Linked DNA regions of Homo sapiens: region 2 is linked to region 1. Evidence: read pairs that join two places in POLR2A ChIA-PET (ENCODE). Cell type or tissue: PC-3. All regions are shown on one strand. Links, peaks and the distances in the headings refer to the core of each region. The heading gives the core; the rest is flanking DNA. Region 1 overlaps HOXA3 (homeobox A3). Region 2 overlaps HOXA11-AS (HOXA11 antisense RNA).

Evidence for each region. ChIA-PET counts read pairs that join two places held together with the same protein. Peaks named below come from ENCODE experiments on the same cell type or tissue, not always from the same donor. Only the 100,000 strongest peaks of a DNase experiment are listed, where the experiment ranks them.
Region 2: POLR2A ChIA-PET joins it to region 1 with 5 read pairs; 2 of 35 experiments call an interaction of 5 or more read pairs at or near these places.

Annotation. Positions count from the first base shown.
Region 1 is chr7:27,113,946-27,116,844 of GRCh38, reverse strand. All of the region lies in intron 4 of HOXA3 (homeobox A3), which reads left to right. Among named protein-coding and RNA genes, the nearest start is that of HOXA-AS2, 6.5 kb to the left of the region's middle. RefSeq lists a silencer at 1,114-1,329. In PC-3, for the core only: no CTCF peak of the experiment used is centred there; a DNase peak (open chromatin) is centred at 1,484; H3K4me3 peaks cover 2,209 bases; H3K27ac peaks cover 1,925 bases.
Region 2 is chr7:27,188,280-27,191,178 of GRCh38, reverse strand. It overlaps HOXA11-AS (HOXA11 antisense RNA), which reads right to left. Exons shown (of 2, transcript NR_002795.2): 2 at 1,886-2,578. Among named protein-coding and RNA genes, the nearest start is that of HOXA11-AS, 4.3 kb to the right of the region's middle. In PC-3, for the core only: no CTCF peak of the experiment used is centred there; DNase peaks (open chromatin) are centred at 628, 1,708 and 2,342; H3K4me3 peaks cover 2,500 bases; H3K27ac peaks cover 2,500 bases.

The sequences.
Region 1 (2,899 bases), core at 234-2,733:
CTGAGGCCCTTTCAAGTGCTCTAAAACACCCCTTGGAAATAAAATGTAAGCTTTAATTGCTGTTCAATTACTTGTCAGCATTTCATATGATTTATGACCTAGTTCTGGCGCATTTTTGACCCAGTTAAAGACTCATAAATAATATAGTTTTGCTAGAAAGAATGAGAGAGGGAATAGAGGTTTGTTAGAGGCATCTTTTTATTGTTGCTTCAGTGCCAGCAAGCTGAATAAATATCTAAGGATGGACTCTGGTTCTACATAAAAGCATGCACAGTGAGAAGCCAAGAGCCACATTTATAGAGCTCAGATTGGTTTTTCCTCCCATGAAAGTGCTAAAGTGAGTCCATTACGTATAATGCTAAACTATTAGATATCAAAAAAGGCTAGTCCCCTTCTACCTCGAAATGCCAGCTTCACCCTCACAGGCAAGTACATTTCCTCAATAATTTTCCTCTCTATTCTGTGATTTTGGTGCCTCTTCTTACCCACGATATTCCTCACCTTCCTCCCCGGCTGCACAGCCTTGGAACCGCCAGAGGCCCTCTCAGACGCCTTCAGGAGGACACCCCTTGAATGGTAGAAAGACACCACGGGCACCTTTGCTGCTCCAAGTATTCTTCTAGTGCTGAGAAAATCTTTTCTTCTAGTCCCCCTGGATGAGAGATCGGGAGCCACGGGGATTTGGGGGAATTGGTGGAACCAAGGGGTCCTCTCAGTAAAGAAAAGCTCTGCGGTTTTGGGGGAGCCGGGTGAACTGCTGTGGGATTTGTCTAGAAAGGGCGCAGCGGCGGCGGCTGGTAATTTCTGGAGGTGGAAATCAACAATCGGCATTTTCGCTTAAAAAACAAAACACCAATAGCAAACCAACAAATAAAAACCTTCCGCCAGCATAAATTATTATTTTAAAATAATCTCGCCTACGCTTGCTCCAAAGCCAGTCCTTTGGATTTAAGCAGAGCGGCTTGAGGCTGGGGCACCGACCATCTGCATGCCAGGACGCTGGACCTTCATCTTGAGGTCGGAGCCCCACTTCTGCCCGCTGAGGCCCGCGGCCCAGGAGCCACGTATCGGGGCGGATAGAGGCCCTGGCCGGAACGAAGCTCCCGCCCCAGATCTCCCTGGGCTCCCACGGCTCCTCAGGTCTGGTCCCCGCGTTTTGCCCGGCAGGGTCTTGGCGCCAGTGGAAAGGTATGCTTTCAGGGCGCCCCAGCCCTTGCTCGGGAGCCCTCGGTCCCCTTGGCCCAGAGAATCCCTTCCCCTGGCAGGTTCTTACGGAGAGCTGGCCTTCCCGGCAGCTGGCTTAGCTGAGAAGGCGGTGAGAGTCGCGTCAGCAGTTTGGAGGAGAAAGTGCGGGTTGATTATTGACCCACGCCTTCTTTCTTCAAATGCCACATCCGACCGGGCGGGTTTGAAGAGAAAATGCCGCCGAACGGATTTTTGCGGCTGGCTCTCACCTCCTACGCGGCCAGCTCCCCCTTTCAAGTTGCTCTGCAATATGCCATAAGGAGCAAGTGTTTGCTGTTTTGTGCTCTGTTTACAGCTTTGGGGCGCCGAGTCATAAATCTTGCCCAGCCATAAATGACAAAAACCATTGGTATGCATGAGGCCACCCTGGCCCGGAGTGCTTTTTGATTTCTCCCTTTTCCCCTGGCTTTGTTTTTGCTCTAAGGTGACACTTTGGCTCCTTGACAGTTTAAACATACTACTTATATTTTTAACACCTTCCTTTGAGAAGGACCCGCCGTTGACGCCTTGGGATTGCAGCAAAAGAGAGAAATCTCCATTTCTCTTTTTGCCACACTCGTACCCTTGCAGAGTTTGCTTCTGAAGCTGGGAGCAAAGGAGGCTTTAGGAGGAAAATCATCCACTTTCAAGTTGTGGCAATATTACCAGGCAAATTCGGACCTTTCTTTTGCCCAGCTCAGCGTTACTCCATCCCACTAATGAGGAAAATATGTATATACATATATATAATATATATTATATATATAATATATATTATATATATAATATATATTATATATATATGTATGTTTTAGGAATCCGTTTGAGAAACCACATATTCCTCTGCCCTGCGTGTGTGTGTGTGTGTGTGTGTGTATGATGTCGGTTTCTCTTGGGGTCAGAGCTTTCTCTGTCTTCCCTGTGGGTGAGCTGCGTGTCTGCACTCTGAAATGGGCACATGAGCCCTGGAGATCCGCGTTTCTAAACACCCTTGTTTGTACCTGAGCCCAGAGCATCCCATTTCACTGCTGGAACAAGTACCTGTCTCTCCCAGGACATTTTTCTCCTGGCTGCTAGGATGTCAGCAGTTTCTGCCTGAAAATTTAACCAAAGAGAGCCCAGTTGGCTCTTGAGGGTCTCTAGAGAAAAGCCTTATCCCAGCTCCCCACACCCCCACCCAAAGATCTGTTTGGGAGTTGCAGGTGAAGTAAACTGGGCAAAGTCTGGGAAACTCACTTTTCTTGGTTCTCTTTCCCCTCACCCCACAATTGGAAGTGTCCAGGGCAGAGGAATACGAAGTTTCTCAAACGAATTCCTAAGAAATAGAGCCCAGCAAGAGAGCCCCTTTGTGAGAGCCGTTTGTCCTCATTAGCATAATTTTCCTGGACTTTCGTGACGCCTGGGAGCAGGAGAGGGAGGGCGTTGGGGGGTGGGGGGAGGCTGCCCTCCTCCCGCCACCGCCGAGCTCCCCTTCTCCCTCCGGTCCCTCCCCTCGCCTCAGCCCCATCCCCCACACCAGCCCGCGCTTCCCCAGCCGCCTTGGTCTCCCCTCCCGCCCGCCCCAACACCCCCCACCGCACCCCCGGACCAGACGCTGCTCCGCGTGTAATATTCATAAGAAACATACCCAAGTCGGTGCCACTAGCCCAGGCAGAGCCCGGCGCCGCACTAGCGC
Region 2 (2,899 bases), core at 172-2,671, 74 kb before region 1:
TATCTCAGACACACTCTGCTGGGAAACCTGTTTGGGCCAAAGCTGCATGGGGAATGGAAGGCAGACACTGAGAACTAGGGCTTCGCCCTTCAAAGTCTCCCCCACCCCATTTGTTCCCATGCTATAGGAAAAAGAAGTCTAATAATTGGCAACAATAAAAATAAAAATAGTTATTAAAGGAAGTAATCTTCTCTTCTCCCTTCAGTTTGGGATCCACTAAAGTAAATGATAACTAGATTGCTTAGGTACTTGAGACCCTCAGCTGAGCCCTGTGCCCCACTCTGCAGTGGCCAGGGGAAGGGTATGGGCCTTTTCAGATATTTAGGGGCTTTGAAGGATGACTGAAACTGCCAGTCAGACCAAGCAGAATTATGAGGTCCACTTCAGGGCATTACCTGTTTCTGAGCTTTTAGGAAGTGTTGGGGACCTTCGGGGAGGGTGAGGTGTCTCAACAAAGGGACAAATTAACCCCTGCCTCCACCTGGTAGTGATAGAGGTGATCTCTTGATTTTTTAATTGAAGCTTCAGTGCTGCCTCTGGGCAGCGCCTGGAAAATGTGATGGATTGTCTATGATCTGGCAATAAGCCATGCCCTGAGAACAAATACGTGGAGATCTCCTGGGCCTTCCCAGACAACCCATCTCCCCTAGCTCACCACATAAGACAGATGTGCCCACAGGAACCCTTTGATTTGGAAGGAGATATTCCTGTAATGGAGAAGAGCTCTGTTGCCATTTCTACCCGGGGCCTCCGGGCCAGTTCTTGCACCTGTGTGCAGTATGGTCACCAGGGTTGAAATACTCTTCTGTGTAGCTTTCTAGAAACAGTGTGACATTTGTGGACAGAGGAAAGTAAGGGATTAGGCAAGCAGGAGGAGGCAAAATAATGATGGTGCCCTAAGCAATCCACCAAGAGAGAAACTTAACTGTAGCCATCTGGGAGTGAGATTCAGTCTGTCAAGTGGGTCCTGACCCCTCCCAGGCCTATCCCATCTGGGTTGCCCAGCCTAGAAAAGCAGCAGCTGGGTCCGCAGAAGAGAAGGAGGAAGTGTTGGGGAAGAAAGGAGGGTAGAGAAGGGAGGGGAGAGGAAGGGAGATAAGCCAGACTTGGTGGGGCCTTGAGGTGGAGTATTCCTAAGAAGGAGGTGGGAGACTCAGTTCAGGCTCTGGTGGAAGCCCGAAGTTGGGGGAGAGTCAGGGACCTAACAGCCCCTCTTCTCTGCGCCTGAGTATTGGATGCCCTCCAGTGGCACCTCAGCTGTTGCTCAGTCTAGCAGAGGCATCAAAAGAGGTAGGGAAGAGACAGGAGGTCCCAGCAGGTGAGAATGGCTGGAAGGAGGCAGGGCAGGAGACAGGAACTGTAGGGGGGACAGGAGCAGGATCAGGAACTGTAGAGGGACAGGACCCCCTTGAGAAGGACAGTGGTGACTGGGGCAGCTTGGCATTGACATTGAGACTGTGGACAAATGCTGGGCATTTAAAGGGCTGCATGTGCAAGTACTGGGGACTTCGAATTCTCAGATTTCTGGGACAAGGAGCAGCTGCTGCCTCCCAAGCCAGCCCCAGGGAGAGAAGAGGGTGGCCCAGCAGCTTTGCCAGTTGGAGCTGGGAAGCCTGGAGTGTGGAGGTGCTCCCGGCCACCCAGCTGTATCCTCCCTTGGAGTGAGAGGGTGTTAAGCCGCCTGTCAAGTGACGATCCTTGCAGCTCACGTCCCTTGAATGACTGTGCTGGAAACGCCCCCAGCACAACAACCTCGGTAACAAGGCCTCGCATTGCCCGGTGCTCACCGACGGCCTCGAGGCGACCCCGCCTGGGCACTGCCCGCCGGCGCCCTCCCGCTGCCTCCCGGACCATTCAGGCTGCAAGAAGAAGCGGAGGCGGCAGAGGCGCCTGGACCCACTTTATTCCGATATTCCGCCTGCAAAGGCTGTGGAAAGAAGCGTAAGGCTCAGGGATGGTAGTCCCCAGAGAGGAGGGTCCCTGAGGCTCTGCGCAAGCCCCCCCTCCCCAACCTTTCGGGCCAAGTCAGACGAAGCCTCGGAAAGGCTGGGTCTGTTTTGCTGACCAAATCTCCTTGTTAGCCGTTTCCGCCTGACAAGCCTGGCGCAGGCGTTGGCCTTCTCCTCTCCGGGCGGCCACCTCCAATGCCGCGCGGGGAGCAATGGGGCCCGGCCCTGCAGAGGGCTGCCTGGACCTTGAAGTTTGGAAAAACAAGAAGAGACTGAGCCGGCTCCCTCCCTTCTCTGCAGACACACACGCACCGTCAGGCCGCCGCCACTTCCTGCCTTTGTTTTTCTTCCTCCAAACATTTTTTGGCCTCTTGCATTAGCCGCGGTGGGGCTCTGGGTTGACGATAAAAGGAAATACACTCTGAAGACAGTTTTCTGGAGATGGCCCGCGCTGTGGAGCTCCTGAGAAAGAACAGCTCCTGGGAAGCCAGTCGCCAGGGCCAATGTCACAGCCTTACGCGCGCCGGCCTCTTCAAGAAATGGAACTCGGACTTGGCCTTCCGGGGCGGCTTTAGCCTCAGTCGGGTCTTTCCCAGAGCCCGGTGGGCTAAGCTCGGCTGTTGGACCTCCTGCAAAGCGGAAGAGTCAATCATAGGCTCAGAGCAAAGTCAAAACCAAGGACCCGAAGGTCTGCCTCCCCTTTTTCCCCTAGATTTGGTCTGATCCTCAGAGCTGCGCCCACCCCTCGCCCCAGCCGCCTGCCTGGAGAAACCTTCACATTCACACCGCCAGCATATTCCGAACACGAGGGCAGGAGCGGGCAAAGCTGGGATATTGCGCAGCCTTGGGGAGCTGAGTACCCGTCTCCTATTCCTGCTGGGCAACTAAAAGTGTTCGGCCACTCCAGGCGTTTTCCCTTCTGCTGATATCAAAAACCTTTTCCCTCATCC